Linked DNA regions of Homo sapiens: all the other regions are linked to region 4. Evidence: chromatin contacts called from ENCODE Hi-C or POLR2A ChIA-PET data. All regions are on one chromosome and are shown on one strand. Each heading gives the region's core, a stretch centred on a gene start or an enhancer-like site at or near the end of the contact. The rest is flanking DNA. Distances are from core to core; before and after follow the strand shown.

Region 1 (4,282 bases), core at 133-2,632, 970 kb before region 4:
GTTATTTCAAGGATTATGTGTTAATGTGTCAAGGGCCCAGAACAATTCTTGGTACATGTAAACATCATGTTCTCTCAGCAGACATGAGATGAACCTGCTGAGTGCAGGCACTGGATAAGCACTGGAGGGCACAAACAACCCTAAGCATGCCCCTGTCCTCCAGGAGATTAAGGAGGGGTGGGGAGTGGTGCAAAAGATACAACTGTAAATAGCATATTATCAGCAATATCGCCTAGGTGGCTAGATGTAGAATGAGGGGGACCAGTTTCCTAGAGAGGTGGCTGTTAAAATTTGCTCCATGAGAGGGTCTGGGAGACACCTTTTGGATTTTGGCCCCAGTACCCCTCTGTAGAAAGTTTCCCTTCCCTTCTTGTGTCCATGTGGTTGCAGCAGAAATGCTGTGCTCTGATAATGTGATCTTGCCTCCTTGACCAGATTGAGCACATTCAAATTAACCTGGGCCAATCCGTCTCTTACCTGGGAATTTTGGACCCCAGGATGAAGGATAGATTGGTTTCCCTCTCAGTGTCTTTTTTTTTTTTTTTTTTTTTTTTTTTTTTTTTTTTTGAGACAGAGTCTGGCTCTTGTCCCCCAGGCTGGAGTGCAATGGTGCGATCTCGGCTCACTGCAACCTCCACCTCCTGGGTTCAAGCGATTCTCCTGCCTCAGCCTCCCAAGTAGCTGGGACTACAGGCGTCCGCCACCATGCCCGGCTAATTTTTTTGTATTTTTAGTAGAGACGGGGTTTCATCATGTTGACCAGGCTGGTCTCGAACTCCTGACCTCGTGATCCGCCCGCCTCGGCCTCCCAAAGTGCTGGGATTACAGGCGTGAGCCACCACACCTGGCCATATCTTTGTGTTAAGACTGATGATGTAAATGTGGGAACTATTGACCATTTTTTGCCATGTGAACTGGTAAACAGAGAACAGTCAGCAAGAAAAGAGAAAGGTAGTACGCAGAGAGAAACTGAAAAGAGGAGGAAAGTCAGGGCTTCTGCATTCCTTAGGGTTCTGCTCACTGTTTCTGCTCACAGATTCCATGGGGTGTTCCAGTATTCTCACCAAAACTCCCTTTTATTCATGCTGGTTTGAGTTGAATTTCTGTTGCAAACCAAAATTTCTCTAATAATAGAAGGGGACTCCCCCACTTCTCCTTCCTGTATAGGCAGCAGAAAAAGAAATCTGACTATATTCCCTGGTCTGGCAAGATGTTCGATAAGTCTAAACCTGGAAAAAAACCCCAAAGAGTCCCTAGGGTTGCATCAAAATATAACCTGGCTCTGGGCCCAGGACAGAGCAGCTCTGGCTTCCTAGCGAAGGGTTAGGACTGTGGGAAGGAATGAAAGGAAGGACCGGAAAGGCTGAGGTCCTGGACTGGAGGGGGAGGTGAGAGCATCTGCAGCTGAGGCGCATTCAAGCTTGAAGTGCAGGGGATGTGGTGGGAGGTCAGGAGAGTGGTATGGGGAGAGGACCAGTAGCCATGGCAACAGGAGGGTCTTCCTTTGCCACTGAGGCAAAGGTGAACTCGGGGGGAGGTAGCCAAGCAAGGTATAGGGAGAGGCCAAGTAAGTGGTGGTCTTTGCCATCCATTGATTGTGTCCTTTCCTGCCCATTGTATGCTGGGCAGCAACATTTTAGGCATGGGAATGAAAGACTCGATTTTTCAGGGACGCGGCTATAGAGGTGAGTCATGGAACTATGGGGTATTCCCATTGTGCTCCCTTAGGTACAGGTGGCTGAGGAGTCCTCGGTCAGCAGGTGAAAGCATCATTCAAAGCTACAATTGAGGCAAATACCAGTGATTACAGCTGATTGAGGAACCTAAGAAGACTTCATGGAGGAAGTGGACCTTGAAGGATGGATAGGATTTAAACATTTAAAGGCCAAGCTTTACAGGATACTGTAGCTAGATATTATTCCTTTTTGTAGCTCTACCTCTCACAGCTCTAACACAGCAGATGCTCAAAAATGTTTGCTTAACTGAATTGGATTCCAGGTATAGGAAACAGTATAAGTAAAGTCAAGGGATGAGAAAGGGAGTGGGGTGTTATGTGTTGAGGCCTCAAGGAGAAATCCTGTTTGTTGGTTATAGCAGGCACAAAAGGAATCAGTCAACAGAAGATATGCTGAAAAAGAAAGCTGAGGCCAGAGCTGAAACTTGGAGATGGCTGATGAGTCCTCCAGCTCCCTGAGGACAGGGAGAGGCCAGGACATTTATCCTGGCCTGCCTAGTGATGGGCTCAGGGCCTATTGCAGGATAGGTGCACAAAAACTATTTAAATGAATGAAAGAATATAAAAAGTCACCCATTAGCAAAAAGTTCACCACTGTGTTCCTTCAAATCCAATGTCCTGTAGTCCATTTAATTTAGGACTCGGTGCACATAAATTAGTTTGCACAAAATTTTTAGAATGAAAACCATGGATGTAATAACTGCTTTAGAACATGAATCTGGGTCTGAATCCCACTTAACCTTTCAGGGCAACACTTCTTTTTGATTCCTATGTTTTCATGAGAAGGGGTTGCCCTAAAGTTATAATTGTGACTTCTCTCCCCAACTTTCCCCCTAAATCTAGTAAGCCCTACCCATAGAAGTAGCAACTCATTGCTTGGTGAGTTTAGAAAAAGGAACCAGACATACTCACTTCTCTTCAGGAGTGGCCTGTCCCCAGGAGACCCACAATTCCTACTCTATGGTAAGTTTAGTGGAGCCTGAGAGGAAGTCTGCAGTTTGAGAATTAAGTTCAATTCAGGAGAATCTGTTAGCACACCCATTTGGCAGCATGTGGCTCTTAGCCAAGCCCTCAAAACCAGCTTTTTCTGTAATAAAGCTGACGTTTTCATCATCAGGTATCTGACTCCTGTGTCAAAGGGTTCTGAACTCAGGAAGTGAGTGAAAAGCAGAGGTGTTAGTTACTGGCTCCCTCAAACCCCAGCTATTACTGGCTTGAGAATTTCCTTACCAGGAAAATGGATATGATGATAATATCCGTCATGTAGAGTTTAGTGAAGATTGAAAAAGATAATATGTTTGATGTTCGGTAAATGTTTGTTCTCTTTACTTCCCTGTTTGAAACCCTCTCTTTTAAGCATTTTCCCCATGAAGGCAGGGGGATATTGTACCCCTCTGCATATATCCCCTCTATATGTCTAGCATGTATTTGGATGTTCTGTAAATGTTAAAAAGGTGGAAATGATTATTGCAGGGAGGCCCAGCAAGTGAGTCATTTATGCCCATATTTTTTAAAATAGCTTTAGTGAGGGATAATCAACATACAGTTAACATGGTTGAAGTGGACAACTTGACAAGTTTTGACATAGGCAAACACCTAGTGAAATCATCACAATCAAAAGAGTGGGCGCATCCACTATCCCGAAAGTCTCTCATGCCTCTGTGTAATCCCTGCTCCCCTCCTCCCCACCCTCCTAGCCCCAGGCAACCACTGATCTGCTTTCTGTCACTATGGATTAGTTTGCATTTTTTAGAGTTGTATATAAATGGAATCATATAGTATATTCTCTCTCTTCTTTTTTGTCTGTCTGCCCATATTTTTGAAGAGCAATAAGCACTCATCATTGAATGCTGAAATACTGATCTTGGAGCCCAGAGTCCAGGACTGTTGTTCTGGTTAGACAGCAACATGTTGTTTGACCTTAGACAAGTCATATAACCTTTGTGTGCCTCAATTCCCCTTATCTGCACTATGGTAGGGAATAATTGTGTCTGCTCTACCCCCCAGATTTATTTAAGGTGGAAATACTGCATAAGGTATAATACTAAAAAATGGATAATAAACAAGCCATAAAATATTTCTGTATAAGTAGCTAGATGATATTTGGCAATATTAATGTATGTGTGTGTCTGTCTGTGTCTGTGTGTGTTTTCTACCTAAAATTTCCTATTTCCCTTCATTCAAGCAAATAGCTGACTCTGCACCTTATTTTGTCAGGCAAGTATTGTACAGAGTAGAAAAACAAAAGTAGCCTGCAGATCTTCCTGGCTTTGGATTTCCCAGACCTAAAGCCTTTAGAAGGGTTCAGGTTTACAGAAAAGGAAAAGGAGAAGGAATCTGTGGGTTTATACAGATGGTATCTTAGGGAAGTGGAGGGAAGGGTAAAGTGAACCCTTCTCAGCAGGCTCTGAAACAGTCCTGCTTCCATCAGCATCCCTCTTGCCCACCTTCCTGCTGATTCCTCTAGTACCTGAGCCTTTCAGGGACTCTTGAGGCGAAGAACTTGCCCCTTGTCAGTTAACCCCCACCCCACCCTTCCCTGCTCAC
Region 2 (3,691 bases), core at 592-3,091, 520 kb before region 4:
TGTTACAATCTTATTGCCTGAGATGATGTAACATGTTAATGGGTTATCCATTTTGTATTGTTTTTTTTTGTGTGTGTATGTGTGTGTGTAAAGAATACACACAATCTCAATGCTGAAATGAATTTGAAATGTAAACTAATTATTTTCAAGTGCATAGGATATTACAGTCTAAGGTAAGAAACAGTAAGCTAGTACTCATTTGTTGTGCTAAGCAAATTACTAATTATTTAGGTGAGCATGAAGAAGAAAACCAAACCAGAAAGGTTTAGGGATATTAATGTTCTTCAAATTAGTTAAGAAAGTTAGCAGCAGCCACTGAATGAGGACCTACTATGTGTAAGCATATTTTATGCTCATTTTCCTCACAAGAACTCTATGAAGTAGATATCAAATTATTGCAGGTCTCTAATTGCATATCCAGCACTCAAGGCAAGAGGTGTTTCACAATTCATGACTTTTTTAGGTTTTTAGAAAAGTGACACATGGGCTGGGCACGGTAGCTCATGCCTGTAATCCCAGCACTTTGGAAGGCTGAGGTGGGTGGATCCATGAGGTCAGGAGATTGAGACCATCCTGGCTAACATGGTGAAACCCCATTGCTACTAAAAACACAAAAAATTAGCCGGGCATGGTGGCGGGCGCCTGTAGTCCCAGCTACTTGGGAGGCTGAGGCAGGAGAATCGCTTGAACCCAGGAGGCGAAGGTTGCAGTGAGCCGAGATCGCGCCACTGCACTCCAGCCTGGCAACAGAGCGAGACTCCATCTCAAAAAAAAAAGAAAGAAAAGTGACACAGGTATATACTTTATATCAGTGGTCCCCAACCTTTTTGGCACCAGGGACTTGTTTTGTGGGAGACAGTTTTCCACTGTTGAATTCTGCCTGGAGTATATGTTTTAAAATTCAATATGTAACTTCATATTACAGACTCTCTACTGTACCTGCTATATTGTGTATTACAACAACATCTGAACTCAGTGAATGGTTTTAGGTTCATTGTCAGGACTCTGGGTCCATTTATATGGCATATAAGCATTTTAACTTGTTTCTTGCCATATTTTCAAAACAGCCTTGTGTATGTCTGGGAACAATAAATAGGGAGTTTCATTATCACTGTTGTGCTAATGCATGTTTAAAGTTAGACAGATGAGTAGCTGTTCATCAATATATGTAAAACCTAGAGAAATGATTAGCTATTCATCAATATATGTAAAACTTAATTATTAAAAAAATGTAATGTCCTATGTCTGTGCACTGGGAGATCCAGGAAAGGTAAAAGTTAAGTCATTATCCTCAAGGAGATTACAGTCTAGTTGGAGGTGTATATTATACTATTTATTCTGTTGTTTCAGTGGGATTTGTTGTGGGAGAGAAAGGTAAGTTAAACAGAAAGCCTGAAGAGAGGTCTGGGTGTCCAGTGTGTCAGGGAATGCCTCCTTCTTGTAGCATCCAACCAGATTGTTTTGGGAGTTAGAAATGTAATGCAGTCAGTCCCCCAACTTAAAGAAATACAGCCCAGACCATCTGGTATGTCACAGTTGTGTGGTAACAGCAGTAAGGAGCATCGGCTGAGTCTGAGGGGAGAGCTGGGTGCTCCTTGCACCTCCCTGGCCCTGGCAGGTCTCTTTGCTGATCTTGTGCTGCTTTCTGAGGAGCCTGTTTTTAGAATGCTTCTCCAGGTAGCCAGCACCAGTGGACCATCATTGAAGTAGGAGTGGGTGTTGAAAGAGATAGGGAGGGCATTCCAGGTAGATAGTGTGGACAAAGGCACCAAGCCTGAAAAAAGAATGGCCCGGTTGAATAATTTTAAGTAGTTTGAGATGGCACAGTGCCCGGCACACAGTCTCTTCATAAATGATTACTCAAAGATTGAGTGAGTGGACAGATGAATGAATGGGCTAGATTGTGGCATGTGCGTGGAATTAGGTAAGAGATTCTTAGACTTGATCATAATTGCCTAGTAAATCATTCTTCCATAGCCCTTTTATAAGGTAAATACCTAGTCATAAAGTTCAATCTGTGATTCACTAGTTATATTTGCAAATTATTTAGTCTCTGGGCCTGTTTCCTCACCTATAAACAAGGTAGTTAGGCTTGAGAACTCCTCTATTCCTTCCATCTTTAGAATAGCTATGATTTTAAGTAAAGGGACAGGGACCAACTAGTGCTTCTGTTGGGGGTTCAGAGCTGAACCTCTTCTGCTGTCCTGGCTCTTTAGGCATCTCTCTGGCCTGTCACAGAGGTTGGATGACTGGGATGCCTTGTGGATGCCCAGATGTTCCTGGGATACTTCCAGTTTTGTGGGTGATGGTAATGTCTGTGTGTTCTTCCTTTGTCATCTGGGCCGTGATTTGAAGGATATACTACCATTTGTATTTAATGTCTAGGGTGGTGAGATAAGAGCTCCTATTAGATTTTTTAACTAGAAATGGAATAAATGCTGTATCTAGTTAATAATTAGGAAAACTTTACTCATATTTTTTATTTGGGGCTTAAGGAGAAAATAAACTTTAATTTAGGGATTTTTTTTTTCCTGCTTGAATTCAGTAGGGTCTTCCTCAAAATCTTAAATGGGAGTTCTCAGTTCCCCTTGTAATGTCAACCTCGGCAAATTTCTTCTGTTGATATGGAAAGAATTGTTGGACAGGTGGTAAGGGTAACTGAGCAGTGGGTAGGGATGAGTTCAAAGAAGAGAAATCCTACAGACGATGGTTGGTTGGATGATAAATATGAAGGATTGTGTGCTGATGTATTCCCTGTGGTGGTCTGCAAGAGTGTGTGGGAGACATTTGTTCTCATTTCCTGTTTCATCACAGCCTGCCACCTGCTGTGTCGCTATACAAAGTAACATCACTTTTAAAGATTGCTGTTTAGGAAATCATGTTTTATATGTCAGGAAGCTGGGTTTTTTTTGTTTTTGTTTTTTTTTTTTTGAGTCCCATTAAAGACTGATCCAGGAAGCATCTCTCTATATGAAACTTGGTGTGTATGTGTGTGTTTGTGTGTGTGTTGACAACTTAGGAAATTGGTGATTGATGCAGAAAGGAAGACAATGAGTAACTTGGGATTGTGCCTGTATGGATGTTTTGTCTACACGTGGGTGGAGGAAAATACTTGATGCTGTGTTCTGTAGCTATTACCCTGTGGAGTTTCTCACTTGAAAATTGAAGCTGTGTCCAGATACAGCTGTAATTCAGAATAATAGCAAGCATAGTACTGTCTTTGTTTTTCTGGGCCCTGGGAAGACAAGTCTACAGCTCTTTGAGGTTCATGTGTGACTCTACATTCCGGCCTCATTATTTGGAGGTTTGATATTTGCATGTTTGCCTGCTTGCTAAGCTTTGAAACCACAGAAATCAATCTTTATGGTAGTTTGTGGTCATTTGGGACATCTGCAGAGCAGTGAAAAATTTGAGTCCCTGAAACACACACAGCTCAGCTGAAGTAAAAGGAGGTGATGTTCTGCCTTCTTGTTTCAGCTGCACTGCTGTAAATAAATATCACTTTCTTAGCCTATTTAATGCCGTATTTTCCCCATTTCTGTCCTTTTTATTGGTGATTTCACTGCCTAACATGACCCTCAAGCATAGTGCTGAAGTGCCGTCTTAAGTTCCCAAACACAAGAAGGTGTGTGCCTTAGGGAGAAGGTGCATGTGATGGGTAAGCTTTGTTCAGGCAAAACACATGGAAAAC
Region 3 (4,269 bases), core at 571-3,070, 900 kb after region 4:
AAAATGGTGGTGGTGGTAGTGTTCAGCTATTAAAAGCTTTATGGTCCAGAGTTGACCAAATTGTTAATTGCATTGTGATATTTACTTTTTCAATGAAAAATTAGAAAGAAGTATCACCAATATCTTCTGTAGCTTCAGAACATTACCATGAGCCTGAAGGTGAGAAAGCTTGAAGTGTGTGGAGTTGTATCTCTGCTTCCACCTTGGCTGGCTGGTTTGTAAATTTATCTTTCATCCACTGATGCTTAAATTGGTGCTGTGCAGCTGCTGCTAGTCAGTGAAGGATTCCATTTGTTGGCTTTCTGTTTAAAGGTTTGTGGTAGAAGTCAGGGTAGGGTAGATTGGTCCTGTTGTTTGAAAAGGATAATGAAATATCTAATAGAAGACAGTTATAAACAAAATCTAGGCCAAAAGGAGAACATTTAATTTCCCAGGTTGCTGATTTTCTCAAGAGCTACTGTACTATGATCTGATCACTCTGAGAGTGTGGTTTTGTTTATTAACTTATATAGCTGTACTCTGTTGGTCCAGCCAGACTATAATAGGGCAAGAAGAAGTAAAAATTTACAGAAAGTCAGATTCTAAAGGATTATATTTCTGTGGCTATAATATTAAGTATATATAAAATTCTCTAAAATGTAACTCACAACACATGTTTAAACTATGAATAAAAATGGTCTTTGACAGTTTTTTAAAGGTTACATAATTAAAGTTTCTTGGTTGGAACAGCCATAGCTGGGGAAGATGCCTGCTGGAGAGGACACAGGCCGTGAGGAATACAATGTTTATAGTCAGCTTTCTTCATAGTAATAATCTGTGCTGGAAGCTATAATATAAATGTACATTTACATTTTATCTAAAAATAATTTTAAAAGTTTATGTACATGGCTATAAGCATTGAAGGTAAAAGAGTAAGGGTGAAGTGAAAAATCATGATGTTAAATAGCACATCTTTGAAGCTAATTAATTCCTTCAAATTGCAAAACAGTCACACGAGTACAAATCTTTATTTAGACTACGTTTGATTTTCATTTGAAAACCACATTCAAGACAAGCTAAATTACATTTAAATTCCCTTCCAGCTATAGATATGCATGCCTCACTGTATAAATGTCACTGTTGATTTTGATCTATAACCAAAGAAGAAATTGTCAAATTATGTATGAAATAGGATTTTATTTTTAATGTGGCACCAAGTATTTTTGCATTTATTGTGTTAGCTGTTTAACACAATATTTTTTCATTAACCTTTTAGTCTTCATTGCCTTCTGTCACTCAAGAGATGTCTTTTTATCTGAAAGTGTTTATAAGATCTTGAGTTTGGAGTGCAGCTTTCCTCCTTTGTTTCTTGCCTTGTTTCCCATGATGCAATTGTTAAATGGCCAGCATGTTAAAATGAAAGACAATGTGCTTTTAACTCTGATGGAACTCTGAAAATTAAAGTTATTCATTTAAGAACTATTGGTTGAGCAAATACTATAAACTGGATTTTACTAAGAGATATAACATGTAATATGATAATGATTGCCCTCATTTGGCTCACATTCTAGCAGGTAATAAAGGTAATAAAAAGAGAGACAAACATGTACTGTCAGGGAAAAGTGTCATGAGAATACAAAAGGGGATGGAGAGTTGACAGGATGGCTGTTTCAGAGTCATCTGTCAGAGAAGGTCTATCTGAGGAACTGACCTTTGAGCAAACCATGAGAATACCTGGGAACAGAATGTTTCAGGCAGAGAAACAACAAAGCCAAATTTCTGAGAGGGAGCTGGCTAGTGGATTCCAGGAAGAAGCCTGATGCCCTTGTGCCAGTAGGGTGATGGGTGACAAACTCACAGAGGCAGTCCAGGGCCGGACTGTACTGCTCTGTACACTGGCTTCTGTTCTAAAGGTAATAGAAGTCAGGAGAGGGTTTTGAGTGCAGGGGAGTGATGAGGTCTGACTGCTACGTAGGGAATAGACTATAGGAAGAGAGTGAAGCAGTTGACCAGTTAGAGTCTTGCTCAGTAGTCCTAGCAAGAGATGTTGGTGGTCTGGATTAGGGAGGTATGAATGGAGATAATGAGATATGGGCGGGCTTGGGATATTGGGGAATGATTAAATATGAGCTTCATTAGAGCATATTGTATCTGTGGTTTTCTCTGTTAAGGGCAGCAGTGGGAGGTAGAATTTTGTACCAATACAAGCTCCTCTTTAGTGGTGGCTTGCAGGAGGCAGAGTTTTTATGTTTTAGAGCAATGACCATGGTCTGAGGCTTAGCAACATGGAATGAAAAATGAAATTTGAAAATTGTGAAAGCAAAGATTTTTAAGATGGGGCTGTAAGGATTAATAGGGTCAAAATTCTACATTAATGTTTTTTGCTTTTGCTTTTTTTTTTTTTTTACCTTCTTGAGGCAAATTTGTTTGATGCTAGCTGGGATAAAAAGAACATCATTAACAGTTAAATTCCTACTTCAGTTTCCAGGGCTCAGCTGTACCCAGGCACAGGGCATGGCCCAAGTGAGGAGAAGTGCTGCAGCCCTAGAACCTCCTGGGACTGCAGTTCATCTGCACAGCATGTCATCGTCACACAGTGACATCTCATTTCATTCAACCTGAGAGTGAAGGGGTTTCAGACATGGCTTGCTTGTTCATTTTTAGCAAGTTTCTTAAGGGCCAGGGTGCCCGAAGAGGCAAGTTTCTACTCTCGCCTCCCTTCCTGTAACAGCCACCTCCCTTTCACCTGGCTCTTGCCTTCCCCCCGCAACATAGACTCTCATCCCTACACTCTTTTGTTCCTCATGGAACTCTGAGCTCCAGTTTCTGATCTCCAAGAGCTGCTCTGAGCTTTGATCCCTGTTCCCATCCTCTTCACTTGTACCCACCATCCCAGTTCAGTTTATCTTTCTTTTTATGTCTTCCCAGAATAGGAGCAGTGCTCTATGAGAAGACAGAACAAATACGCAAATGAAGCATAGATCTCTGTGGAGGTCAAACCAAGCCCCCAGATAATTTCCCATTCTGAATCTCCTTTCTGCTTTGCATTGTTACCTTTTAAAGAAAAAATTAACGTCAATATACTTACTCATCTTCCCTCCCTCCCCCCACTACCAGCATCACCATCAAATAGCATCAATATTCTCTGTAAAAGACACTGTTTTTGTTTATTACAAGATATGGTGGGCCAGGTGTGGTGGCTCATGCGTGTAATTCCAGCACTTTGGGAGGCCAAGGCGGGTGGATCGTGAGGTCAGGAGTTCAAGACCAGCCTGGCCAAGATGGTGAAACCCCATCTCTACTAAAAATACAAAAATTAGCCTGGCATGGTGGCAGGTGACGTAATCTCAGCTACTCGGGAGACTGAGGCAGAGAATTGCTTGAACCCGGGAGGCAGAGGTTGCAGTGAGCCAAGATCGTGCCACTGCACTCCAGCCTGGGTGACAGAGTGAGACTCTGTCTCAAAAAAAAAAAAAAAAAAAAAAAGATATGGTGAGTATGTAAGCTTTCTGTTAGGTACACTCACTTTTTTGTAGAAAGTTGGTTTTTGGAGGGTTTCTTTGCTTCTGCAGATTGTGTGGTGAAGAGAAGTTGGCAGAAGGTGAATCCTGGAAGATGAGATGTTAAAGGAGTGGCCCACTGGAAGGGGTAGAAAAGGGGGCAGGTAACAGGTTATTTGCATGGGGTTTGGTAAGCCAAGGCCAGGTCTACCCATAGAGCATCCTGAAGGAGACACAAACAGATAATTTCTGGGCTCTCCTCAGTTAAAAGGAGACTGAAGTCTTAGTGCAGGAAGGAGTTCAAGGCCTAAAACCCAGACCTTACAGTGGGTAATGTGGCTTGCTCTGTAGGGAACAGTTGCCTCAAGTGGTGATATCAGCTGTTTCTGGAAACTGACATAGTGAGAGTATAAAAGACAGTAAACCTGCAATTCTTGCCCTACTGCTTTGGCAAATATTTCATTGTTTATGTGCTGCCAAGACCCCCGGATTTCGGGCACACCTCTCTCAGATCCAGTGGGAGCGGTGGAGAGTCACATTCACCCACTGGCTTGATCAGGTGAAAAGATCTCTTTGCACCTTGTATGTGCTGCTTCAGTTGCAAACCAAATAAGAGGAATATTGGACCATGTCCAGGTCATGCATTATACTTGAAAATTATTGAATTCTGGAATTTTACCTAACTCAGGCCTTCAAACACAAGCAGCATCTCAGAAGAGCAGCTCTCCGCTTGAAAGAAGACAGTAGAGAAGATGTGCTAAGGTGCTGTGGCTGTTTTGCACCCTGTATG
Region 4 (3,974 bases), core at 1,058-3,557:
ATGAAGTGAAGGTAGAGTTTTTGGAGGTGATAATGATGTCAAACTTAAAGATACAATTCCTATCCAACACAACAGAGCACCTTGTCCAGGAGAGTAGTAATTACTATTTATTGCTCTGTGGAAGATAAAAAAGATAGGGAAATAGGAGAAGCTTCTTTGAAAAATGAAACATCATTAGACGGGCTTGGTGGTGCATGCCTGTAATCCCAGCTACTTGGGAGGCTGAGGCAGGAGAATCACTTGAACCCAGGAGGCAGAGGTTGCAGTGAGCCGAGATTGCACCACTGCACTCCAGCCTGGGTGACAGAGTGAGACTCCATCTCAAAAAAAAAAAAAAAGAAAGAAAAAATGATATCTAATGTAATAATGAAATTTTAACCCTTGTTGCATTTCTTGTATTCCTATGAATGTATTGAACATTCAGTTTAAATAAATAATAAAATTTATTGCAAATGAAAATAATTAAAATATTATATAAATTGTTATATTTGTTTACTATACAAACTTATACATGAATAGTATACAATTAAAATGATAATGAATAAGAATGCATATAAATGCTAGTAGGAAGGGCTCAAGCAGGAAAACAAAGAAAGGCAGAAGGAATGAGAAGGCTAGAAGCAGAGGAATGCCAGGAGAAACAGAGACATGTGGGCCTGAAGGCCTGGGAGCTGAGAAGTGAGTGGTGGCCCACACAACCTTGCCAAGGATCCCATATCCAGGCCAAGGCAGGAGGCTACAGTCCCTGCTGGCATAGCTGTGCCCAGACTAGCTGCCAATCTCTTCTCCTGGACAATGTGCACTTTGTGTCCATCAGCCCTCAGAATGTGTGGTGCTGTTCACTCAGCCCCTCAGCAGGCCCCTGAGAGGAGGTGGGGCCATGTCCTTCCTCCAGCCAGAGGTGGGGGGTCCTGCCATGCTCTGCCTTAGAGCCTGAGATTGACTTGTCAAGCTATGTGAGAACATTTCAGTCACTTCTCTGTCTTCCTGTCAGGAGGGTGTGGCTGAGGCTTGTTTACCTACTGTTGGAGTGTGGAAGGGACTGATTCTTTAAGGGACCTGGGGAGTCAACCACTGCCACACCTTGCAAAGACTGGCAGTAATCGGTAAAAATAATAACTAACTCTTATACAGTGGTGTGAAGTTCCACGAGACATTAATAGTTTGGCATCTCACTTAATTTTCATGATATTTAGAAACTCAGGAAGCTGAAAGCCAGATGTCTACATAGGCTACATAGCTTGCTTAAGACTAAAAGTCCAGAGAGAGACAGAGGCTAGGATTCGATCCTAGATCTTCTCCTTCCAAACTCCATACCCTTTCCACCTTACCACAACCAATCAAAAAAATAATTATCGAGAATGCTTAACTCCATACTATGGTATTTGAGTGAGAAAACATAACGAAAAAGATGCGAGACATCCCACACCATGCCCCCAGCAGACATCACTAGTCAATCACAGTACAATTTCCTCTTGCCAGCCTCAGCATCTTTAAAAGAGTCTCCTTTATAATTGATCAGAATTGTCACTTGGGATAAAAGCTATTTTTTGTAAGTGCCTCCCTTAAATCTCTTGAGCAGGCAAAGTCGACACACATGAAAGTCTTGGAAAGCCAAAAGAGGTGCCTTAGAATCAATAATCAGGTGTAAAGCGCTGGGATAGATAGAGATTCTGTGCCCAGAAGGAGTTCTGTGTAGAAGAAAGTACGACTAGGACAGCCTTCACAAAGGTGTTAAAGACACTTGTAGAATGATTTTAATTTAGAAGATGGAGAAAGAGGCAACCCTGGCTGCCCCTCACCTGCTCTCCACCTGGAGAGCTTTTAAAACTGGCTGCCTGGGGCCCCTCCCAGACCAGTTAAATCAGGCTGTCTAGGGGTGGAGCTTGGGCAACTTTTGTTCTTTTCAATCTCCCCAGAGGTTAGGTTTCCGAAATGCAATGGGGTTGAGAATCATAATAACAAATGCACAGAGGAGGCCCGGAAAGAGGCACCTCCACTCACCTTCTCTGCTTCAGTCATGTTCTTCAGGATAGTGTACATGCAGCCAATGTTGAAGCAAATCCGGGAGTGGGGGTCCTGGACGGCACTGAAGGCATCCAGGGCTCCCTTCCAGTCCTTCTTGTCCGCTGCCAGCACCCCTTCATTCCAGAGGCTGATGGCCTCCACCAGGGACATGATTAGGTAGAAACTAGGAGGCCAAGAGAGCTGCCAGGAGACAGAGAGAAGACAGGTTGGAGCGTCTCCCCTAGCAGGGCTGCCTTAGTGGCCCCCAAGGTGTTCACTTTCTGGGCCAGATGAGTAGAATGGGGCCCAGCCTCCCTTAAGATAACTTCTCAGTGTTGCAAATGCATCAGGAAATGTCCCCACCTTTTGGCAACTGACTCATAACCCTACCATGAGAGAGAAAAGGAAAGAAGCAGAGAGAGAGAGGGCGAGTAGGGGTGGAGTGTGGAGGAGAGAGGAAGTACATCAGCTGCTGCCTGAAGGATCAGTTCCCCAAAATGCTTCTGCTCTGTCACCCAGCTCCTCTTCTCTCTCCCACCCCTGTTCTGTGGCAGCTTCTGGCCAAAGTTCTGCTTCTAGAGCCAGGGTAACCTTGGCAGGTAGAGGCACCTCCCTGGTGATAATGACAGGAGGCAGCCAAATGCCTAGGCAGATAGGGGCAGGTCCCTGGTGAAACCCCACCTTCAAGCCAAAAACAGCCTGAAGGCTGAAAGACTAGGCTACTGGTCCCAAATGAAACCCGTGACCTAGAGTGAGAACTTCTGTTCCTGTTTGTCTGCTCTTTCCCAATTAATTATTTCTGACTAATGCCTTTTAACCAATTGAATGTTGCCTTTTCCAGTACTACCTATGTCCTGCCCCTCCCCTATTCTGAGCCCATAAAAGCCCCAGACTCACCCGCACTGGGGGGACTTTCCTGCCTTTGGGTAGGGGAACCACCCCTGCATCCCCTCTCCACTGAAAGCTGTTTTCATCACTCAATAAAACTCCCCACCCAGGCCGAGTGGGCAGGCCATCTCCTGCAGCAGGTAGTGTGGCCCACTGAGGCCTGGGCAGGGTGTCACCAGCCAGAGGTTCCTGGCTTACAAAGTGATGGAGAAAAAATCCTGTGTCACTGGGCCTTGATTTCCACACCCTTGTTAAATGGGAGTGTCAGATGAGAGGATAATTCTTTCCAGTCTTGAATGAATTCCTTGCTCACTTTTTTGTAATCCCATAGGCTGTATTAATATGTTAGTGTTTATCTTGAGCTGAAATTATCATTAACAAATTTTTGAGACAGGATAATCTTTGGAGATCCATCTGATCTGGGCCTGAAATAACTTTTTTTTTTTTTTTTTTGAGACGGAGTTTCACTCTTGTTGCCCAGGCTGGAATGCAGTGACACGATCTCAGCTCATTGCAACCTCTGCCTCCTGGGTTCAAGCAATTCTCCTGCCTCAGCCTCCTGAGTAGCTGGGATTACAGAAGCCTGCCACCACGCCCTGCTAATTTTTGTATTTTTAGTAGAGATGGGGTTTCACCATGTTGGCCAGGCTGATGGTCTCGAACTCCTGACCTCAGGTGATTCGGCCTCCTCGGCCTCCCCTCAAAGTGCTGGGATTACAGGAGTGAGCCACCGTGCCCAGCCGAAATAACTTTTATGAACATTCATGAAGTTCAGAGGGGACCAATTTCCTGCAAATGTCAAAATTGGGAGCCACATGACAGTGAATTATGACTTCTCCCATCTTCCAGTGAAAAATTGAAGAGATGAAAGTCCTGCACTGATGACTAATGGATTTACTAGTCTCTGAAAAAACAGATTTAAGAGTTCTTTCCTTGCTTTTCCAGAAAAGTAAAAATCAGTAAAACCTCCCAGAGGAATAACTGGGGGTAAAGGGTATAGCCAATTTGGCTTGCTAAAATCCAGGCTTCTTTTTAGGTAAAATGCATGTTTATGGGGGTCAAATACTTAGATGCAAACT
Region 5 (4,160 bases), core at 58-2,557, 540 kb before region 4:
GTATGGGACCTTGTTAAAATGTTGTCTTGTAAAATGTGATAGATATGAGTCTTTTAAGTTTTGGGGATAGATAGACCCATGTGTAATTTGTCTGTAAACACTACAGAAGTAGTTCTCAAATGAGTGTGGTACTGTCCCCGTAGGGGTATTTAGTGGACAGGAGGGGATTGTGGGGAATTGGAGGGGATGGGAGACAGTCCCATACAACAAAGAATTGCCCAAATCCTGCCTAACTTTTGGATTTCTCACGGGACATTTGTGCTATTAAAAAACCTGATTATAAATACCTGAGCCTAGAACATAACTTTGTCTTTACACATAAACAGTTTTTTTCATAACTTTATTATATGTAATTTCCCATGAATACAACCACCATGTATATAAATATTTTTTTAGCTTACCGAGAGTTAGTTCACCAATTCGGAAGGCCCCATCTCTGCCAACGCTGCCTCTCATGATATTCAAGTTGCCCATACAACACATATGTAAATCAGTCTGCTTTTCTAGCAATCAGAGTGAATCTGTGTACCAATTTGTATATTCTTAGCCTCTTTTTTTCTAAAATATCAAATGTAAATAAAAGTGTTGATAGTAGCTGAAATTTTGAAATTTGCTTTCAACCATCTTTTCCTAAATGTGAATAGCTATTACTGTGTCTACCTTGTTTCTTCTTACGGAACAATGAAATCACTAAGAGTAAGTGAACATTTTACAAGGAAACATGCTGATAAAGTTGGCAGAGATACGTCATTGTCCCTCAGTGTAATTTGTTCTGACCTGTTATACCTACTTAGTTAAAATGTCCTCTTTATCTTAAAACATACAGGTAAATCTGCTGGTGCTACGTTTCCCAACAATGATTTTTATTGCAGTGTCCACCTATAGCTCTATCCTTTCATTTCCTGTATGCCTTGTACAGAATGACATCCAATTCTGTTTTTAAAAGTATAAACTTGTTATAAATAAGTACAAATGTCTGATAGCTTTGTTATACATTCTAGTATAGTAATCCCTGAGCTATTACCTATTAAAAGGCGTGTATTTCCTTTTAACTTCTGCTTTATGTTATAGTTAGAGCTACACACATGTACACCACCCACCCCACTTGTAAGTTATATATGTTGTAGATTATATAATTTATGAGTTTTATTTTGGGATGGTAAAGGAGAAGCATTTTAAAATATTTGTTATAGTATTGGGGACATGAGTGTCTGTTGGGCTTGAAAATCTTCACTTTACAGCACCTCATCCTCACACGTGTCTTTTAAATAGTCTTCTGCCCCTATATTCTCTCTCCCTTCCGCTCTGTTGTACACAGGAAGCCAAAGCCCTCTCGAAAATACCAGGTATCACTTCCTCCTATTCAGATTCTTAGCCAAGTTGTTACCTAGTATTAACATTGTGGTATATATATTGTCTCACCAACTGGAGATATGATGGCAGGGACTACATCTTGAATTTCTTCCTGTCTTTATTATTAATATAGTTCTTTGCATCTAATGTGTACTCCAGAAATGTTTGCTGATATTTCTAGTCTACTTTCCCACTCTTATAGAAGAAACTAAATTTGGAGCAAATTCTCCAAGTTTTCTTACTAAATCTTCATATTTGTTGTATACAACTGCTCTTTAAATAGTTCTCAGCAGAATCATCTTAATATTTTTCTTGGTAAAATGCCATCTATAGCATCCCCAGGTGTAGAGAAGACATACAGAAATGGAAAGACTTTAATACTGGTCTGATTGTAATTACAGTATTAGAATAAGTTGTGGCAGAAGTCTTTTTAAAAAATTGTATAATTGTGGTAAAAGAAATCTAATTTTTTAAGTTTATCTACAGAGGTTGTGTCAATACCATATTCTTGATTTATTTTCTTGTAACTATTTTCTCCAATTTTGAATTTAAGGTTTTTTTGTTTTTTTTTTTTGTTTTTGAGACGGAGTTTAGCTCTGTCGCCCAGGCTGAAGTGCAGTGGTGTGATCTCAGCTCACTGCAACCTCCGCTTCCCGGGTTCAAGCAATTCTCCTGCCTCAGCCTCCCGTGTAGCTGGGATTACAGGCATGTGCCACCATGCCCAGCTCATTTTTGTAATTTTAGTAGAGACGGGGTTTCACCATGTTGGCCAGGCTGGTCTGAAACTCCTGACCCCAAGTGATCCACCTGCCTTGGCCTCTGAGAGTGCTGGGATGACAGGCGTGAGCCACCATGCCAAGCCAAAAGTGTCTGTTTTCTTATCTCCTTAAATACCATACTCTCCCATTCTCACCAAACTAAAACAAAAAAAAAAAATCATTCTGGATTTTCTTCCTTTGTGTCAATTGTGTTCTTTATTTTTTAAACTGGGCATAATAGGAATAGTTTGGGCAGCATCAATAGTAAATCAAATCTGTAGTAGATACCATTTCACATGTGTTTCCGTGCATTATTTTTTTCAAATTCAGTCTCCTTGCATAATACACTTAGAATCTTATGTGCTAAAGATGTCGTTCCCACTCAAGGTAGTGTTATCTGCCAGTTGACCTTTATCAATCAGATTTCAAAGTTGGTGTTGGTTATATTGTGTACTCTCCATGTGAGCTTTTATTATGTTGTTTAGTCATCTTTTGAAAGATAGTGTTGTCTCTATTTAACCCTATCTCTTATTAGAAATTACTTCTACATTGTGACTGTTGTAATAGTTCTTTGATATATTTACCTCACTTTATCAATGTTTCTGCTTGTTTTCTCAGATTCTTTTTTTTTTTTTTTTTTTTGAGACAGAGTCTCACTCTCGCCCAGGCTGGAATGCAGTGGCGTGATCTCGGCTCACTGCAAGCGCCACCTCCCAGGTTCACGCCATTCTCCTGCCTCAGCCTCCCAAGTAGCTGGGACTACAGGCACCCGCTACCATGCCTGGCTAATTTTTTTGTATTTTTAGTAGAGAAGGGGTTTCACCACGTTAGCCAGGATGGTCTCGATCTCCTGACCTCGTGATCTGCCCGCCTCGGCCTCCCAAAGTGCTGGGATTACAGGCGTGAGCCACCGTGCCTGGCCTCTCAGATTCTTAAAGATAGAATCACTGGGCCAGGCTCGGTGGCTCACGCCTGTAATCCCAGCACTTTGGGAGGCTGAGGCTGGTGGATCACATGAGGTCAGGAGTTCGAGACCAGCCTGACCAACATGGTGAAACCCCGTCTCTACTAAAAATACAAAATTAGCTGAGTCTGGTGGTGCATGCCTGTTATCTCAGGTACCTGGGAGGCTGAGGCAGGAGAATCGCTTGAACCTGGGAGGTGGAGGTTGCAATGAGCCAAGATCGTGCTGTTGCATTCCAGCCTGGGCAACAGGAGTGAAACTCCATCTCAAAAAAAAAAAAAAAAAAAAGAATTACTGAATTAAAAGACGTGGATATTTTTAAGGCCTTTAGATGTTACAGTCCTAAATTCTGAGTTAGCAGGTTATGAGAATATCTGTTCCTCTGAGAATTACCTTTCCTCTTCTCCTTTCAAATTATTTTTTTATCTGAGGTGTTTACTTTTCAATATTCAATAGTTAATAAGTCACAGCTGTCTAGGATGCAACTCTGATTTTGATTGTTATGATGGATTAAAGATGACCACAGATGCTTTGACACTCCTCCTTTTGTGTGTGGACTGGGCTGTGACTGCTTTAACCAATATGGGACAGTATGTGTGATGATATGGCAGTTCTAGGCTTAGCCTTTGAGAGGATGGGCAGCTTCCACCTGCCTTTTGGATCCTGAACTGCCTTCTAGAAGTTCAACTATCCTGAGACCACCATATTTGACAGGACATGAGCAGGCATTTCTGGTGAGCATTCCTAGCTCTGTCCAGCCTTTCCTCCATCCCCATCAAGGCACCAGGCAGATGAGCCCACCTGGCAGCTGAGTACCACTGTGTGACTTCAGTCAATACCGTGTGGAGTACACGAATCATCCAGCTGAACCCTTCCCAAATTCTTGACTCTCAAAATCATGAGATAAAAATGGTGGTTGTTTTAAGCCACTGAGCTTTGGAGTAGCTTGTTGTGCAGCAGTAGATAACTGGAACACTTACTGAGTCTCTGGGATTATTGAGTTGGAGTGCCTATGCTGCTCTTCCCAAGGGGAATCAGCCTTTTTTCCTTCCTGGAATGGTTGCTTAGAAGAACCTGTAGACACC
Region 6 (4,230 bases), core at 47-2,546, 990 kb before region 4:
AGTCCCACTAAAATCTCTAGGGAGGTGTTGCCAAGGTCCACTTAGCGTGTCCTGGCTTCTCCCTGTATTTCCCTCCTCATGACTCCCTTCCCACTCCCTTCCCTCTCGGAGCCCTGAGCTGGTCAGCAACACTTACTTCTCTTTGCTGTGTTTACTGCCCCACTCGAACTTGCCAGTACTCCCAGTATCGCAGCCCAGCTCTGATTTGTGAAGAAAGATCCCCAGACGTGTCTTGAACTCTTTGGCTCTGAAAAACAAATCAGGAACATGAAAGCATTCTCTCATTTGCTCAGCCAGTGTGGAGAGGTTTATGGGTCCCAGAAGAGCTCTGGGTGGTGCCACCCAAACTTTAGCCTCAAGAGTTCCTGGAAACTCTTGGCTGTCCCCAGGCCAAGAGTGCTTCTCTTATCAGCATCATCAACCCCAAAGCAACAAAAGCAATGTTTGAGCTATGCTGTGGTAGGTCTTACACTTTCTGGGTAATACACACGCTGCATATATGGGCTTTTCCCTAAAGTCACACTGATCTCTCTTCGTGCCTGTTGATTCAGAAAAGAACTCAGCATTCTTTTCAGAAGTATTTCTGAACTGTGTGGGAAACTGATTCCTGCCTTCATCTTTACTTTTTCCTTCCCAGCCAGTAAGGATTGGAAGCTGTTGAGTAGCTCTCTGGAATATGGACACACCCTCAACAGTGGGAGCCCCCACCCCCACACACCCCACCAAAAAAAAAAAAATCTCCCTGTCTTCCAGGGGCAGAGGAGGCAATGCCCCTAGCTCTGGTCTGAGGAATGAAAAACAAATGCTTAAGAAATGGGCAGGCTCAGTGCTGCCTGGAAATGTCAACGTGGCCTTCCCGCAGCCGGGTCTTCAGCAGGTCACCTGAGCACGACTGCAGTTTGTCAGAGGATGGGGATGGCAGCAAGCCGCGGGCCCTTGCTTCCCTTCCCCTTGCTTTCTCCCTGCTCCTGGAATCTGAGCACGTGGCATCAAGTGCGCTTCTACCTCTCTACTCAAGCCTCTAGCGCCCCATCCCCGCGCCCACCCAGGTCCCCAGGCCTGCCGCTCCACTCCCTAAGAGTTGGTGGGACTTCCCCCAAGCAGTTGGACAACCTCCCCTTACCTCTCCAGGCAGGTGGTGGGGAAGGCGGCCAGGGTGCGGCACATGGCTGCGGGCGCAGGGCAGCACGTAGTAGGCAGGATGGTGGCAGGCTCCAGGAGGCTCCGCGTGCGCCAGGAAGCAAAGGCGCGGTAGCAGGTGCTAGTCAACTGCGGTTGGGTTTAGCAGCCTGCAAGCGCCCAGACTGAGCGGCCGCTGCTTTAAATCCCCTCGGAGGAGCGGGGCGGGGCTGGGCACTGCTGACCAATCGGAGGGTGGGGCTGGGCGCTGAGAAGGCGGAGGCGGGGCCCGCAGCCAGACTGGGCCGGGTGCAACTTTCGCGGCAGCTGGAGCACGCGGAGCTGCACCCTCCGCCCAGAGGACGCCGCGTGTGGAAGGAAAAGCGGCAAGAGAATTGGCACGGGGATGAGACGTGCACACCCAGTTTCCTAGGGAAAAGTACCTGCCGACCTCTAGTAACAGCAGGAAAGTCACGCAGCGGTGTCGTGTTGAGAGAGTTTGCACGGGGGTGGTGGGTCTGGGAGGCACACAGGGCTTTCTTTGATCGCAGGCAAGTCTGAGCCTGCTGGGTCCTGAGGACAGGCGCACAGGGTGCAAACCTGGGCAAAACAGCATCTGATTATACTGATAAGTACCCTTTACGAGGCTCTTACCATGATGGACACGGGGCTAAGTAAGCTCTTCATCATCATCTCCATTTTATAGATGAAGAAATCGAGAATCAGAAAGCTAAATAAACTTGTCCAAGATCACAGTTGGAGATGACAGAAAAGTGGAATAGGGATGAGTAGTTTATTGAACACCTACTATGTGCTAGGCACATAAGTAAGACTTGCTCAAAGTCTTAGTTATTAAATAACTTGCTCAAAGATGTGCAGCTAGTAAGTGTTGGCTCCAAAATTCAAATGTGAATTTGCCATTCTTTTTCCATTGCACACACACACACACACACACACACACACACCACACACACACACAAAGGTTAGTACCCGGTCACGGCTATACCTGTGGACGATCCTGGGTTTAAGCAGTTAATACCTTATTGTCTCCATCTCTGACATAAAGGTAATAAATGCCCTTCCTCTCACCTCATCTTCCCATAAAGGCATTGGGATTGCTATTAAGAGGCTGTATGTGAGGTTAAAAGTACAGGGTCTAGAGTTAGATTTTCAGGTTTCAAGTCATGGCTCTGCCAGGTGACCTGCTGAAGACCCAGCTGCAGGAAGGCCACGTTCACTGTTAACTGGCTACTGATGGGAGACGAGGCAAACTGCTTAACCTTTCTATGCCTCCATTTCCTTGTCTCTACGAAGAGAACAACTTATTTCATAAGGTGGTTGTGAGAACTAAATAAATTAATTCTTAGTTTGAGTTCCTAGGAACTAGACTCGGGTAGACACTTGCATGCAGGAGGTTTACTGGGGAGAGTTATCAGAATTAAGAGGGAGTAAAGAAAGCAGGTCTGGGCAGAGGGAGGAGTTGAAGGCCATGCCATTTCAACAGAGACCCCAGCTGGTTCCAAGGAATGCCCGGAAGCTCAGCTGGCCCTTTGGAACTGTCCACTGAAGCAAGAGGACAAGGCCCTGGTAACCCCATAAAGACCATTCATTGCATACAGCTGCCCAAGAAGACAGCCTAATCTTAAGGCAGTGCCCTTTGTCAAGAGCAATTCCTGGAGAGAGACTAACACCCTGGGAAATGATGATCACAGTCCCCAAGACGGGATCTGGGTGGCACCGCACAGCATCCGTGACAACATATAAGGTGCTTATATGACAGTGCTCAACATGTAGTCAGCAGTCAATAAATGTTATAATAGCTTTCAGTTTTACTTAATAGGGATACTGGGATTGCTAGCAATAAGGAAAATTAGTGAGTCTTTTGTGCCTCTTGGAATACAGTATAGGCAGTGTATACTGAGGCACTCTTAGTTAAGTACACCTGAGGCACTCTTAGTTAAGTGTACTGGAACAGGAAATAGCTGGAAATTGGATCCTATCTCCCAATTCCTGAGCTAGTACTTTCTCCTGCTCTGATAAAGAAAGCAAAATAAACGGTGCCAGGAGCAGTGGCTCACGCCTGTAATCCCAGAACTTTGGGAGGCTGAGGCGGGCAGATCACCTGAGGTCAGGAGTTCGAGACCAGCCTGGCCAACATGGCGAAACCCAGTCGCTACTAAAAATACAAAAACATACCCAGGCATGGTGGTGGGTGCCTGTAATCCCAGCTACTTGGGAGGCTGAGGCAGGAGAATCTCTTGAACCCAGGAGGTAGAGGTTGCAGTAAGCCGAGATCGCGCCATTGCAAAAAAAACAAAGGCATTGATGCACAGTGCACAGACCAGCAAATCTGAGAGCACAAAGCTCCCTACTCTAGATGAACGGCCCTCTCCAAGTTCAACCTGCCTCTTTGTTGCCATGGTTACCTCTTCAGTTTCCAGGCAGAAACTTTTTGAAGTTCACAATTTATCCCAAATTATCTTCCCAGCAGGTCGGTTCATATCTGCAGTTTCGGTAATGCAGGATGACTCGACAGTTGCTGTAAATCCAGCAAGTTGAGCTCACTTATGAATTGCACTGGCTTGGACAAAACCTGACCTCATTTTTGCCCAGCACTCCCAGAGCAGATGTGATCTCTTTAATGGATGGCAGCATGGGGGCACGGCTCTGCACCCTGGGTCATCTGGGGTCAGCAGTCTGGGCAAAGCCGTAGTCAAGATTAAATGTCCCACAGCATCCCAGCCATATTGCCTTTCATCTCCTTCAGCTCCCAGCCCCCAGCACTACCCTTTCCATGGAGGCAGAAGTCTAGATGGGGATCTTTGTCTACTGATAATGGTAAGCAGAAATGAGAACTCTTCCTCCATTTTTCTGATTTAGCTCAGATGATCCTCACAGTGGTTTAGGTCCTCCAAATTCAATCATCAATCTACAAATACATATTTCTTATGAATTTACTATATTCCCAAGTTGGTGGGAAAACAATAGCTTTTAAGGCTCTTCCCTGAATTCAAGGACCTTATAATCTAGCTAAGGAAATAGAACTGCATGGTGGGGAGCAGGGAAAGTGAAAGGAAACTATTGTTTGTCACAGAAACAGATGTCAAGGGA

Evidence for each region. A loop is a pair of places that touch in the nucleus more often than their neighbours do. ChIA-PET counts read pairs that join two places held with the same protein, here RNA polymerase II (POLR2A). Pooled maps may share reads with other maps.
Region 1: a pooled map shows a loop between it and region 4 (7-fold over the local background). The contact joins the enhancer-like site here to the promoter of NCF2 in region 4. A Hi-C loop is called at or near these places in 20 of 37 single-sample maps with no recorded cell type and 7 of 50 pooled maps.
Region 2: a map with no recorded cell type shows a loop between it and region 4 (8-fold over the local background). The contact joins the enhancer-like site here to the promoter of NCF2 in region 4. A Hi-C loop is called at or near these places in 3 of 37 single-sample maps with no recorded cell type and 3 of 50 pooled maps. POLR2A ChIA-PET finds 5 or more read pairs at or near these places in 1 of 52 experiments (GM12878).
Region 3: a loop to region 4 is called in a pooled map, with 4 times the contacts of the local background. The contact joins the enhancer-like site here to the promoter of NCF2 in region 4. A Hi-C loop is called at or near these places in 1 of 37 single-sample maps with no recorded cell type and 2 of 50 pooled maps. POLR2A ChIA-PET finds 5 or more read pairs at or near these places in 1 of 52 experiments (HCT116).
Region 5: a map with no recorded cell type shows a loop between it and region 4 (5-fold over the local background). The contact joins the enhancer-like site here to the promoter of NCF2 in region 4. A Hi-C loop is called at or near these places in 2 of 37 single-sample maps with no recorded cell type and 4 of 50 pooled maps.
Region 6: a map with no recorded cell type shows a loop between it and region 4 (5-fold over the local background). The contact joins the promoter of RGS16 here to the promoter of NCF2 in region 4. A Hi-C loop is called at or near these places in 18 of 37 single-sample maps with no recorded cell type and 6 of 50 pooled maps.

Annotation. Positions count from the first base shown.
Region 1 is chr1:182,621,986-182,626,267 of GRCh38, forward strand. No RefSeq gene overlaps it. Among named protein-coding and RNA genes, the nearest start is that of LINC01686, 9.0 kb to the left of the region's middle. RefSeq lists an enhancer at 833-892. Within about 2 kb of position 1,383, at least 4 of the 41 ENCODE cell types and tissues checked have a DNase peak (open chromatin) inside an H3K27ac peak, as active enhancers do.
Region 2 is chr1:183,068,175-183,071,865 of GRCh38, forward strand. All of the region lies in intron 1 of LAMC1 (laminin subunit gamma 1), which reads left to right. Among named protein-coding and RNA genes, the nearest start is that of LAMC1, 47 kb to the left of the region's middle. RefSeq lists enhancers at 2,626-2,695, 2,706-2,755. Within about 2 kb of position 1,842, at least 7 of the 41 ENCODE cell types and tissues checked have a DNase peak (open chromatin) inside an H3K27ac peak, as active enhancers do; they include GM12878, where a contact is called at or near this core.
Region 3 is chr1:184,492,476-184,496,744 of GRCh38, forward strand. All of the region lies in intron 2 of C1orf21 (chromosome 1 open reading frame 21), which reads left to right. Among named protein-coding and RNA genes, the nearest start is that of C1orf21, 110 kb to the left of the region's middle. RefSeq lists an enhancer at 2,874-2,943. Within about 2 kb of position 1,821, at least 6 of the 41 ENCODE cell types and tissues checked have a DNase peak (open chromatin) inside an H3K27ac peak, as active enhancers do.
Region 4 is chr1:183,588,152-183,592,125 of GRCh38, forward strand. It overlaps NCF2 (neutrophil cytosolic factor 2), which reads right to left and starts at 2,308. Exons shown (of 15, transcript NM_000433.4): 1 at 2,005-2,308. The coding sequence starts at 2,178. It also overlaps the pseudogene C18orf32P1. RefSeq lists enhancers at 2,328-2,587, 2,698-3,037.
Region 5 is chr1:183,047,549-183,051,708 of GRCh38, forward strand. The region is part of intron 1 of LAMC1 (laminin subunit gamma 1); the gene reads left to right. Among named protein-coding and RNA genes, the nearest start is that of LAMC1, 26 kb to the left of the region's middle. Within about 2 kb of position 1,308, at least 2 of the 41 ENCODE cell types and tissues checked have a DNase peak (open chromatin) inside an H3K27ac peak, as active enhancers do.
Region 6 is chr1:182,603,093-182,607,322 of GRCh38, forward strand. RGS16 (regulator of G protein signaling 16) reads right to left here and starts at 1,297. Exons shown (of 5, transcript NM_002928.4): 1 at 1,124-1,297; 2 at 137-247. The coding sequence starts at 1,167. RefSeq lists enhancers at 862-921, 1,012-1,061, 1,532-1,611.